Linked DNA regions of Homo sapiens: all the other regions are linked to region 1. Evidence: chromatin contacts called from ENCODE Hi-C or POLR2A ChIA-PET data. All regions are on one chromosome and are shown on one strand. Each heading gives the region's core, a stretch centred on a gene start or an enhancer-like site at or near the end of the contact. The rest is flanking DNA. Distances are from core to core; before and after follow the strand shown. Region 1 holds the start of PPIE (peptidylprolyl isomerase E). Region 2 overlaps BMP8A (bone morphogenetic protein 8a). Region 3 has its middle 21 kb from the start of MFSD2A.

Region 1 (4,233 bases), core at 963-3,462:
GAGGTAGGCATGGACCCCTTGTCAAGGACCTTGTTAGCAGCATCAGTGATTTAGGTAGGGAGTTCTAGAGAATTTAGGTTTATTTTGAAGAAAGATAACCCTAGGCCGGGTGTAGTGGCTCACACTTGTAATCCCAGCACTTTGGGAGGCCGAGGCAGGAGGATCGCTTGAGTCCAGGAGTTTGAGACCAGCCTGGGCAACATGGCAAGACCCTGTCTCTAAAAAAAAAAAAAAAAAAAAAAAATTAGCTGGGCATGGTGACGTGCACCTGTACTCCCAGCTGCTACTCGGGAGGCTAAGGTGGGAGGATCATTTGAGGCTGGGAGGTTGAGGCTGCAGTGAACCATGATCATGTCACTGCCTTCCAGCCTGGGTAAGAGAGCAAGACCCTGTCTCAAAGAAAAAAAGAAAAAAAAAATCACCCTGGACAAGTGGATTGGAGGAACAGAGCCACTATCAACTCTTCCTTAGTCTACTACATTAACTTCCTGGTCTCCTGGGTTCCAATCAACCCATCCTGGGCCTAGTGTCAGAGCACTGTCTAAAATGATGTGAGCATGTAACTCTCCTGTTGTAACTTCAGCAGCTTCTCAAAGCTCCCAAATCTTCCAGAAGGCTTACAGCACCCTCATGATGTGGCCCTCTGCCTACCTTTCCCACCTGATATGCCCTCCACCCCACCATCCCAGGCTCTGGTCTTTTAGTTCCTTGAGTGTGCGGAAGCTGCCTCCTCCTCTCTCTGGCTCCTTTTCCTTCAGAATTCAGCTTAAATGTCACCTCAGGAAGGTCTTAACCCCCTGCTCCATATAAAATAGATGGTCCCATTATTTCCTACCACTATGTCAACCTGTAATTTATATATTAGTGGGTTTAGTCCAAGATGTTACTCTAAACTGCACCATTTTGTAAGCTCCCTGCTATTCTGCAGACCTTGGTCAAAGTGAAACATTTCACAGGGGTTTGGGCTGTGAGAAACATCCTGCCTAACCACCCGACCACAAGGCAGACAAAGGCCCAACTAAAGAAACATCCCTCTCATATCTTCCTGGGCAAAGGTCCAAGGGACACCATGATGACATCCCACTGGAACAAGGGCCAAACCGCCTCATCATGAGAACATCTTTATATCAATATCCTGCTAGGCAGCAACCCATACTGCCCAGACCCCTACCGCCCATACCTATAAATTGCCCAGTCTGTAAGCAGTGGTGGGCACTGGCATTAGGCTGGTTCCCCACTTCTGTAGGTTATTATGCTGGACATAAAGCCTGCGTTTGCTGTCGAGCCGCCCTCTTTCTGTGTGTGTGTGTGTGTGTGTGTGTGTCTTTCTTTAACCCTTGCCTTCTTTTCAAAACCTAACACGAGTAGACAAACGTTCTTTCTGAAGAGCCAGATTGTAAATATTATTGTAGGCTTTGCAGGCTATAGCTCTTCTGCCCTTGTAGTAGGAAAGCAGCCACAGTCATACTTAAAGGAATGAGCGTGGCTGTGTCCCCATAAAGCTTTCTTTACGGACACTGAAATTTTAATTTCACATAATTTTCATGTGCTAAGAAAATATACATATATATTTTGTGAGATGGTGTGTCGCTCTCGTCACCCTGGCTGGAGTGCAACGGCGCGATCTCTGCTCACTGCAACCTCCGCTACCTGGGTTCAAGCGATTCTCCAGCCTCAGCCTCCTGAGTAGCTGCGATTACAGGCGCCCGCTACCACGCCTGGCTAATTTTTGCATTTTTAGTAGAGACGGGGTTTCACCATGTTGGCCAGGCTGCTCTCGAACTCCTGACCTCAGGTGATCCGCCCGCCTCAGCCTCCCAAAGTGCTGGGGCTACAGGCATGAGCCACCACGCCCGGCCAAGAAAATATAGTTTTTTTATTTTTTCCAACTATTTCAAAAGGTAAAATTCATTCTTAGCTCCCAGGTTGTCCAAAAACAGACGCGCAGGATGGCCAAGCACCAGAGTTTATCGTTTGCCCATAATAATCGGGTTGATTCGGCCAAGGTTTCCCTCCCCCAACACGGTGCGCACTGGGAAGCGCGAGGACCACGTCCCTTGGTTTACCACTGCGCACCTCACAAGGCGCCCAGTGCATCCGGGTAGCGGGATGCCGGTTGGACCAACGCGAGGGTGGGCGGGGTCTAAGAGCTAAGCGTTGGGGGCGGGGCGGGACAGTGGGGAAGAGGACGGGTCGAGTGCTGGCTTCCGGCGGAAAAGCGCGCGAGCAAGATGGCCACCACCAAGCGCGTCTTGTACGTGGGTGAGCAGGAGGGGTTGCTAGGCGGAGTCTGAGTGAACGCGACCCCCAAGGGTCGGGGCGTGGGGTGGGACGCATCTCTGAACCAGGAGGACGGCGAGCTGCTGTCAAGGCCGGGTCTCTGGCGGTAGTGCTGGCGATAGCTCTGGCTGTGCTTAAACTCCTTCCAAGGTTTCCCACTGTCCTCAGGAAAAAGTGCAGACTTCTTAGCAGTACGCACTTCTCCAGCTTCTTTGCTTTGCTTCCCGATTCGCTGGGTCTCCCGAAAAATGACCCACTTGCCCCCAAGGTTCAGGTTATTTCACACCTTTGGGCCTCTGCTTTTGCGACTCCCTTGCAGTGAACAGCCTTGCCACACACCTCAGGTGCGTGAACCCGAGACGGAATGATTATTCTGACTTCCTAGCCCGCTGAGCTCCAGCGGGCCCCGAGGAGCGGTAAAGGAGTATTATGGCCCTTCGGATCCTCTCGTTCATTTGTTTTACAAACATTCAGTGCAGCGACGGCTCAGCCCCAGCCCCTGCCATAAAGGAAGGAGTTCCCAGACTAGCCAGAAAAAAAGTGGAATTACCTCAGTAGCACACTTTTGATAAGCGCTGTAGTGAGGATGGATCATGATAATATGGGCCTGGCTGCGGGACAAATGACCCATCCATCTGGAGAAGCGAGGGCAAATTCTGGATGCGGCGATGCCAGAGCTGATGAGCAGGAGTTAGCTACGTAACCGAAGCAGAGGCAAGGCCGTTCACTGCAAGGGAGTCGCAAAGGTGTGAAATAGCCTGACACTTGGGGGCAAGTGGGTCATTATTCGGGAGACCCAGGAAATTAGGAAGCAAAGCAAAAAAGCTGGAGAGGTGGGTACTGCTAAGGAGTTTGCACTTTATCCTGAGGACAGTGGGAAGCCTTTGAAGGAGTGTAAGCGAAAAGTTACGGGTTCAAATTTGCATTTTCCTAAGATCATTCTAGTTGGCTTTGTGGAGTTGATGGAATGGAGGCAGGGAGGTCAGTTGTGAAGCTATTGCAGTAATCCCAGGACTAGATGAGAGTCTGAAAGAAGGGCGAAGAGAGGAATATTTTTCATAAGTATGGGTGGGCAGAGATGAGAGGGGGATGTTTGTTTACCCAAAGAACTGAATGGAAGGGTCCTGTCCCCTGGCTAGCATGCTAACTGGGCTGCAAGGACTTCTGCAAGAGTATGGAGATCAGTGGCTCAGAAGGCCCTTGGCTTATTTGCAGGTGGACTGGCAGAGGAAGTGGACGACAAAGTTCTTCATGCTGCGTTCATTCCTTTTGGAGACATCACAGATATTCAGATTCCTCTGGATTATGAAACAGGTGAGTTAGTGTCTCTCACGTTCAGAATCCTCTTACTAGGAAAATACCTTAAAAAATTAAAGTCACATCACAATTCTAAATATGCATTCTAAATATGGTTAGTATACACTACAGGTAAGTTCAGGAAGGTGTCTGGTGACAGTGATCTCGATGGAGAAGGAATGTTCTGAGGCCATGTGGTTGTGAACTCTGAATACTTTCCAGAGTCTTCAGCTGTTGGGTTGAGATAAGACAGATTTTTCAATAGACCAGTAGGGAGATAGGTTTGAACTACATTGAGATTTGAATGTTGTTTTAATCTACCTGATGGGTACCCCATCCCACCTGCACCTTCTTGCAGCTGTGCTATTAAATGAGGCAGCGGGAAAGCCTAGCCCCATAATGGGGGTGGGTGAGGGCGGGGGTTCTTGGCCTCTGCACCCCTGGGTGGGTTTCCCATCGATTGGTATCACAACCACAGTTCAGTTTTCTGTTTACCTTTGTTGTCATTTTTAAGATTATAGTTTTAGGCCTAGTTTTATCATCAACCTTGCATATGATTGTTAGCAAAGTCTTTAAACTCTCTGGGCCTGGGAAATCTTTATTTGCAAAATGATAAGGTTATGTTGGCTTTCTAAGGGCCTTCTAGTCTCTGAGTTC
Region 2 (4,233 bases), core at 1,074-3,573, 210 kb before region 1:
TTGGCTTTTTCCCGCAGTTTCTCTCTTGGCTGTCTGTGTTTTCTCTGGATCCCCTGGCTTTTGATGCCTTGGTGTCTGGGGCAACCTTAAAGGACAAAAGCAGGCTTCTGATGGGATCACTGGTGCTGCTCACCACTGAGTGCTCTGTGTGTTTGCGGATTCTGGCACCGAGGCTTCCTTCTAGAAGTTTTTACCTAGAATCCCAGTTCCTGGTATTGCACAGCCTTATGTTTTCCTCTTAGGAGGTTCAACGGTGATGCCTTGATCAGGCGCAGTGGCTCACCCTGTAATCGCAGCACACGAGCCCAGAAGTTCAAGACAAGCCTGAGCAACACAGCAAAACCCTGTCTCTAAAATAAAAATTAAAACACACACACACACACACACACACACACACGTGCGCACACAATGCCTTGGTGTGAGAGGAAAGAAATTACCAAAAGCTGCTCTGAGCCTATGATAATACTTCCTTTCTGGGCAGTCAAATGGTGTTTGCTGGACACCTGGAGCCATCTCCTTGGAAAGGCCCAGGGGTGATGAGGACGCGTGGGGTGGCCTGGCCCAGCCACCCTTTATGCCGTGTGGTTCTCACAGCTGCATGTGTGGGAGGTACATGGGAAGGTGACTGCACCTGCAGCTCCTGGACTCCATCTCCTCTGCCCTTGCCCCTGCCCCTCAGGGGCTCAACTAGAGTGAGTGCTCACAGCCTACAGGGCAGCAAACAGGCACTGTGCTCTAGGGGAGGCTGTCGGTGGGCACAGAAGCAAACCAACCGTGGAGTTGACACCTCCTGTGAGGAAGAGCAGAGCAGCCGTGCCGTCAGTGGAGTGAGACTGGGCCCAGCCTCTCCACACAAGGAGGGGCACGTCAGCAGCTGGAGGAGGAATGTTCCAGAAGGAGCAAGTGCAAGGCCCTAAGACAGGAGCAGGCTGGCCCTAAGTTCAGGGCCAGCAGGGAGGAGAGGGGCTGGGTGCAGTGAAGGGGAGGAGAGTGGAGGGAGGTGATGCCGGGGTGAGCCAGGCCAGCTCCCGTAGGGCCTGGGGTTCCCTGGGAAGGAGGGTGGATTTTATTCCAAGCAACCCCAGAGGCTGTCAGAGGTCTTCAGCAAAGCAGTGTCCTGGTCTGCGTCACCCTCCAGAAGGACCTTTCTGGCTTGGGGAGGCTGATGGTCGCGGGAGTGGAAGGCAGAGGAGCAGGGGATGAGTGAGGGCTGCTGTGGTCACCTGGCAGGTGATGGCAGCTCGACTGGGCAGGTGGTCCGAGGCAGCACGGAGGTGGAGGTTGAGCCAGGGGCTGCTCTCAGGGAAGGGAGGAGGCGAAAGGAGTCATCCAGGAGGCCTCCCAGGCGGGAGCTATGATGTCAGGGCGGGAGGAATTCTATGTTCCACTGAGGCCTCATTAGACCCCCAAGTGCAGAAGTGGGAAGGGGAGCAGGATCCGCAAGTCTGGAGTTCAGAAGAGAGGTCCAAGCTGAGCCAGGGGAGTGGAGAGGTGCGGGCACATGCAGGGCCTTGAAGTGCTGAGGGCGGATGCAGTCCTCTGGGAGAAGGAGCAGCACAGGAGAGGGGGCGAGGCCTGGCCTCCCAGAGCCTGGGGAGGGAGGCCAGGGTGTGGGGAGGCAGAGCCTCTGGGGGGGTCTGAAGGGCTATAAGAAGACAGTGGTCCTTCCAGGTTCCCCCTTGGGGACCTCACTAAGGGCACAAACCTGGCCATGAGGTTCTCCTTCCCATTATCCCCAGGAGGAAGTCTGAGCCCTTGGCCTGGGACTCGAGGCCCCTCATTAGTGCCCTGCCCACCTGCCCCACACCCTGGGGCTGCCATGTATCCCTCCCTGGGCACTGTGGGCCACCACAGCTCCCGCTCCCAGAGCTCTCAGGGCTGCTCTTATTCCTGTTAATAATTCTTATTATTGTGCTGCTCCCATGTGGCTTGGAGATGGCCAGGGCAGGGAGCAGGTGGAGCTGGGGCGGGGCTAGGTGGGTCCTCAGAGGAGGCCACTGGCCTCATGCCCCTGCCTGTGCTCCCTTCCTGGCCAGGTGCACCTGATGAAGCCAAACGCAGTCCCCAAGGCGTGCTGTGCACCCACCAAGCTGAGCGCCACCTCTGTGCTCTACTATGACAGCAGCAACAACGTCATCCTGCGCAAGCACCGCAACATGGTGGTCAAGGCCTGCGGCTGCCACTGAGTCAGCCCGCCCAGCCCTACTGCAGCCACCCTTCTCATCTGGATCGGGCCCTGCAGAGGCAGAAAACCCTTAAATGCTGTCACAGCTCAAGCAGGAGTGTCAGGGGCCCTCACTCTCGGTGCCTACTTCCTGTCAGGCTTCTGGTCCTTTCTCGGTACCTCTGTGCCCCTCCCCTGGGGTTTGTGGCTGTCACTCTGCCCGACACTTTGGTGGCCTAAGGCACACAGCAGCCTCAGAGCCTGTGCTGACTGCACTGTCTGGAGTCAGCACAGAAGTCCTATCTTAGGACCTGTCAGACTGTGGCTGGCCCCGGATGGTCTGAGGTTGGCTGACCCGAGCTTTTCTCCATTCACCAGAGGGTTTAGGTGTGAGGAGAAGGGCTCTGCCTCTTCCCAGGTACAACACTGGCCATTTCTGGGCAAAATTGGACACGCTTATGTTCTCAGCACAGTGTGTTCTGGGATTCTTCTCATTTGGTCCAGGGTGCAGTTAGCATATTAGAAAAAGAATAAGCTGGACATCCCCACGAAGCCACTGGGGATTTTTTTTTTTTTTTTCCAGATAGAGTCTCACTCTGTCACCCAGGCTGGAGTGCAGTGGTGCAATCCTGGCTCACTGCAACCTCTGCCTCCCAGGTTCAAGCAATTCTCGTGCCTCAGCCTCCTGAGTAGCTGGGATTACAGGGGCCCACCACCACGCCCAGCTCATTCTTGTATTTTTAGTAGAGACGGGGTTTCACCATATCGGCCAGGCTGGTCTTGAACTCCTGACCTCAGGTGATCCACCCGCCCGGCCTCCCAAAGTGTTGGGATGACAGGCATGAGCCACCGTGCCTGGCCACTGGGGATATTTTATGTCATGTGTATTCCCTTGCCCTGGGCCTGCCCCTTCTCCTGCCTGGGAAAGAGGTATGACTCCCACAGGAGCAAAGAATCCTGGGGGCTTCCAGTTCCCTCCACCATCTCTACCATGCTGACCCATTTGGGGCTCAGCACTGAGACAGAGGCAAGACCAGCAGCTCCAACATGTAGTGTAGGCTGGCACAGAGCAAATGCCCCCGCAGCCTGCTCCCCTTGCCCATGGCTCATGTCAGTAATCAACCTACGTACCTTTCCCACTGAACCAGGACAGGGCCTCCAGGCCTCAGCACAGAACTGCAGACAGCCACCACCAGGCATTGTCAATAAGACCTCAGTTCCCCCTCCTGCCCCACTGCAGAGCAATCCATTCCATCCAAAGCAGGGTGACTGGCAGTCTCCGGCCAGGCATGGGGCAAGGGTGGGGACTGCCAGTGTTTGCTTGTGTCTAGGAGTTATGAACAAGCTGGCCACCAAAATTGGCGTCACCCTGGGTGCCCACCAGCGCTGTCCTGTGTCTTGGGTCTGTGAGTCAAAGAAAAGGTCCCTGTCCCAGGGAGTGACAGGCAGTAATTAGGCTGAGTTGGGTGGGGAGGTTTGTCTCGGCCTCCACTGTTCCCGGAAACCGCTGTTCTCCTTGGAACAGCCACTGGGAGTTGGAGTGTTTATTTGATTTCTGACTTGCTAAGCCTGTAATTTACCTGCTGGAACAGACAGAGTCCAGCTGCCCAAACCGTGTCATTAAAAGCAGATCCTGGGCCCGCCCCATCCACAGGCACAGCCTGGCAGAGTGGTTCCACCTCCCCATGGGCCCAAGGATGCGCCTCTCTGGAGTTCACGTGCTGCACCCCCAGGGAGGGGCCTGGGGAGAGCTGGTCCAGCAGCAGGGGTGGAGGCTGGGGCCACACTGCGGGACAGCAGCCCCTCCACCTGGACCAGGGAGGGCCTCCATGTGCAAGCGCAGAGGAAGAGACCCTCTCATGTACATAAAGGGTGGGCCCAGGCTGTCTGGAAGATGGTGAGTTCCCCACTAGTCTAAGGCTTCAAGCTCAGCTAGCAGAGATTGGAAGAGGCAATGGCCTGAGTGTTAGGAGACAGGTATTCTGGTTCCAACTCAGCCACTGACTTGGTGTCAGGACAAGTCCCCTTTCTTATTCACGCTTCAGTTTCTCATCTGCAACATGAGGACA
Region 3 (4,233 bases), core at 1,015-3,514, 200 kb after region 1:
CTCCAGCAGCTCACAGTAGACTGGGAGAGGAATCACTTGGGCCTAACCCAGGATGAGGGCAAGGGAAGGTATAGCAAGAGAAATGCCAGCCCTGTGGGAGGAAAAACAAAGTACAACTAGGACAGGCTTCTAGGTGAGGAGAAGATGGAAGGGTGGCAGGATGGATGGTCCTGATGGTGTTAAAAAACAGGTGGCTGGGTTGGGCGTGGTGGCTCACGCCTGTAATCCCAGCACTTTGGGAGGCCAAGGCAGGTGGATCACCCATGGTCAGGAGTTCAAGACCATCCAGACTTATCAATATGGTGAAACCCCATCTCTACTAAAAATACAGAAATTAGCCAGGCGTAGTGGTGCATGCTTGTAATCCCAGCTACTTGGGAGGCTGAGGCAGGAGAATCGCTTGAACCTGGGAGGTGAAGGTTGCAGTGAGCTGGGATAGTGCCATTGCACTCCAGCCTGGGCAACAAGTGTGGAACTCCATCTCAAAAACAAAACAAAACAAAAACAGGTGGCCGGGTGCAGTGGCTCACGCCTGTAATTTCGGCACTTTGGGAAGCCGAGGCAGGCAGATAAGCTGAGGTCAGGAGTTTGAGACCAGCCTGGCCAACATAGTGAAACCTCATCTCTACTAAAAATACAAAAATTAGCTGGGTGTGGTGGTGTGTGCCAGTAATCCCAGTTACTTGGGAGGTTGAGGCAGGAGAATCGTTTGAACCTGGGAGGCAGAGGTTGCAGTCAGCTGAGATCATGCCACTGCACTCCAGCCTGGGCGACAAAGCGAGACTCCATCTCAAAAAAAAAAGAACAAAAACCAAAAACAGGTGACAGGCCAGGCGTGGTACCTCATGCCTGTAATCCCAACACTTTGGGAGGTGAAGGTGGTTAGATGGCTTGAGCCCAGGAGTTTGAGACCAGCCTGGGCAACATGGCAGGAGCTCGTCTTTACCAAAAATAGTATCCAAAAATTAGCTGGGCATGGTGGTGGGTACCTGTAGTCCCAGCTACTCAGGAGGCTGAGATGGGAGAATCGCTTGAGCCCAGGAGGCGAAGGTTGCATTAAGCTGTGATTGCACCACAGCACTCCAGCCTGGGCAACAGAGCAAGACACTGTCTCAATAAAAAACAAAAACAACTACAACAACAACAAAAAAAAAAACAGGTGACATGAGAAGGAATGCAGGTGTGAGTGAACAGAAGAGAATTTGACATTTTTCAGGGTGTGACCAGGCTACATCATGCCCAGGATAAAAAACAATTTCAGGCCAGGCATGGTGGCTCATGCCTGTAATCCCAGCACTTTGGAAGGCCGAGGCGGGCGGATCACTTGAAGTCAGGAGTTCAAGATCAGCCTGACCAACATGGTGAAACCCCATCTCTACTAAAAATACAAAAATTAGCTGGGCGTGGTGGCACGTGCCTGTAGTCCCAGCTACTTGGGATGCTGAGGCAGGAGAATCGTTTGAACCCGGGAGGCGGAGGTTGCAGTGAGCTGAGATCATGCCACTGCACTCCAGCCTGGGGGACGGAGCAAGACTCCGTCTCAAAAACAAAAAACAAAAAACACCCAATTTCACCAAATAGTGTTTTTCTGGCTCTGCAGGACCCTGCCTCCCTCAAATTCCTTCTGGAGAGCTCTGGGAATCCCAGAGGCTTTTCATATATGCAGAGAGAATTAGCTCATGAGGCCCCCTCCCCATTTTCCCCTTTTCCTGCTCCAGGTCTCAGTGGAGTTGACCCTTGTCAATGCCAATACCCACAGAGAGCCCTGCTGCTGGAGAAGCTTAAAGGGGGCCTGATGTGACTTCTGGTCTCTTCCTCGGTCTGCACTGAAGCCACGACTGCCCAAAGTCAAGGACACTAGTATTGAGGGAAGTAGTGGTCAAGGGCCCAGTGTTCTAGAATCAGGAGATCCAGGTTTCCAACCTGGCTCTGCAGTTCACTAGTTCTGTGACCTTAAGCAAGTTGATTAATTTCTCTGAGCCTCTGCTTCCTTATCTGCAGAGAGGAGGGTAATAAAGAACCTACCTCACGGGGTTGTTGTGAAGTTAGAATGAACAAATGCATGTACACCACTTAGCACGGTGCCTGGCATAGACAGAGTGGTTAACAAATGTTGGTGATTATGATTTTTATTATTATAGTCATTAATTCATTTAACAAGCAAGCTCTAGGCATTCTCCCACATGTACCCAGTACGTCAGCCAAAATGTATTTCCTGATATTTCCCAACATTTAACATGTTTCCTCATCCCGCTGTGGCTTTGCACATGTGGTTTGTTCTGCCTGGATTGCCCTTCACTCCCCATCTGCCTGGCAAACTTGCCCTTTGAGCCTCAGCTAACGCCTGGTCTCCTTGAGGCGCTTGCCTGGACCTCCCACACTGGATGAGACTCCTCCTCTGGTCTTGCGCATGACCAGGGCTCATTGCACAACCCCAGAGGAGACGAGTCATACGGACCCCCAGAGTTGTGCAATGTGGCAACTTTGCCCATATTTTTCCTCTGTTTTCTTCTATCATAATTTTTATCACACTCTTACTGCAATGATTTATTTACCTGTTGGTTTCTCCCTCAGACTCTGAACTCCTCGAGGACTCTGACACAGAGTCAGGGCTCAGTAAGTGCCTGCCTGAATGAAGGGATCCTGGCCCAGTTCCTGAACCCAGAAGCTGCAGCCTGGTCAGGGAGACAGAATGAATCAACGTGAGACATGTCAAGAACTGAGCATGACTAGAGGTTCACACCCCTGAGGCTTTCCTAGGAGAGACCAACAGAGCTGTAAGGGAGGATGTGGTGGTCAGAGTGGGAGACTGGAGTGGAGATGGAAAGAATGAGGAGGTACTTAGAAAATCCAATAGCGGTCGGGCGTGATGGCTCACGCCTGTAATCCCAGCACTTTGGGAGGCCGAGGCGAGCAGATCACCTGAGGTCAGGAGTTCGAGACCAGCCTGGCTAACATGGTGAAACCTCATCTCTACTAAAAATACAAAAAATTAGACGAGCATGATGGTGTGCACTTGTAATCCCAGCTACTCGGGAGGCTGAGGCAGGAGAATCACTTGAACCCAGGAGGTGGAGGTTGCAGTGAGCCGAGATTGCGCCATTGCATTCCAGCTTGGGCAAAAAGAATGAAACTCTGTCTCAAAAAAAAAAAAAAAAAGAGAAAAACCAATAGCTAACACTTCTGGATTGTTCTGCTTAGGGGTGGAAGAATTTCAGCCCCCTCCCCCATGATTTTCATCTGGTCTAAGGTAAAGAAAGTACATTTCAAAGCTCTTACAAGGACATTATGTATCCAGGGAGGGCCACTGTGGGTTGATGCTCTTTACTAGGCCCATTTTTTGCACAGGATAGGTGGAGGCACAGCCTGGAAGCAGGACAATGCACCCAGAGCATCTGACATCACCCTGAAAAATAATTTGAGTGTTAGCCCCACTGCAGGCAGGGATCAGACTATAGGGCTCTTAGGAAAATGTTTCTCTTCCTCAGGATGGATTTAGACTGCATCTTTGCTGAGAATAAACACTTGTCTTTTGTAAGGGTGTATGTGTCTGTATATTGGATCTGCATTTAAGCACCCTACGGTCATCCTCACTTGCTCTAAAAGGCCAAGTCTGAACAATGAGGAGGAGGCATAGCTCATCACTTCTCATTGGTAGAAAGACATTAAAGGAACAGGACCACGAGGATCAAAATTGCCAAGCCTACCCTAGACTGTTTGGCTGAAACCTATTTTCTGCACCCTTCCATCCTCCTTCTTTGATACTATTCTAGACTCATGGGAAGAAGAAATACTCCTACTAAGTGTTTCTTATCCTTTTGATCCTATTGCATGTGGCTTACTAGGTGAGGTTTCCTGCACAGAGTCTGGTGGATATTTTGCCCAGTGGAGAACTGAAAAGGTAGTCTTTTTGTGGGTGTGGAGAGGGAGGATCTGAGATGAGAGAACAAAGTTAGGAACCAAGTGTACCCATGAGGGACGCTGTGAAAAACTATAACAGGTTTTGGTTGTTTTTTCCTTGGGCAGTTATGTGATATGTGCAATTTTAAATTATTTCTTCTAGTTGTATTTTCCTACAAGAATTCCTGCCTCTTCGGGAAGTCTTGCATGCACATGGGCCTTGAGTTTGTGGCGCTAGAGGGGCAAGTCAGGGGGTGGGCAAATAAAGGGGGTGTAGCCCACTCCTGGCCGTCTCCTGTGGAAGTCTATGTTAAGGAAACTTCCTTGACAGGC

The links. Hi-C counts contacts between places; a loop is a spot of excess contacts on that map. ChIA-PET counts read pairs that join two places held with the same protein, here RNA polymerase II (POLR2A). Pooled maps may share reads with other maps.
Region 2: a pooled map shows a loop between it and region 1 (2.4-fold over the local background). The contact joins the enhancer-like site here to the promoter of PPIE in region 1. A Hi-C loop is called at or near these places in 7 of 50 pooled maps. POLR2A ChIA-PET finds 5 or more read pairs at or near these places in 2 of 52 experiments (B cell and H1).
Region 3: a loop to region 1 is called in a map of endothelial cell of hepatic sinusoid, with 4 times the contacts of the local background. The contact joins the enhancer-like site here to the promoter of PPIE in region 1. A Hi-C loop is called at or near these places in 1 of 168 maps with a recorded cell type or tissue (endothelial cell of hepatic sinusoid). POLR2A ChIA-PET finds 5 or more read pairs at or near these places in 1 of 52 experiments (WTC11).

Annotation. Positions count from the first base shown.
Region 1 is chr1:39,736,670-39,740,902 of GRCh38, forward strand. It overlaps PPIE (peptidylprolyl isomerase E), which reads left to right and starts at 2,213. Exons shown (of 10, transcript NM_006112.4): 1 at 2,213-2,262; 2 at 3,496-3,594. The coding sequence starts at 2,232. RefSeq lists an enhancer at 2,261-2,470.
Region 2 is chr1:39,523,613-39,527,845 of GRCh38, forward strand. BMP8A (bone morphogenetic protein 8a) reads left to right here. Exons shown (of 7, transcript NM_181809.4): 7 at 2,037-4,233. The coding sequence ends at 2,186. It also overlaps the pseudogene PPIEL. Among named protein-coding and RNA genes, the nearest start is that of BMP8A, 34 kb to the left of the region's middle. RefSeq lists an enhancer at 1-4. Within about 2 kb of position 2,324, at least 4 of the 41 ENCODE cell types and tissues checked have a DNase peak (open chromatin) inside an H3K27ac peak, as active enhancers do; they include B cell, where a contact is called at or near this core.
Region 3 is chr1:39,932,132-39,936,364 of GRCh38, forward strand. No RefSeq gene overlaps it. Among named protein-coding and RNA genes, the nearest start is that of MFSD2A, 21 kb to the right of the region's middle. Within about 2 kb of position 2,265, at least 13 of the 41 ENCODE cell types and tissues checked have a DNase peak (open chromatin) inside an H3K27ac peak, as active enhancers do.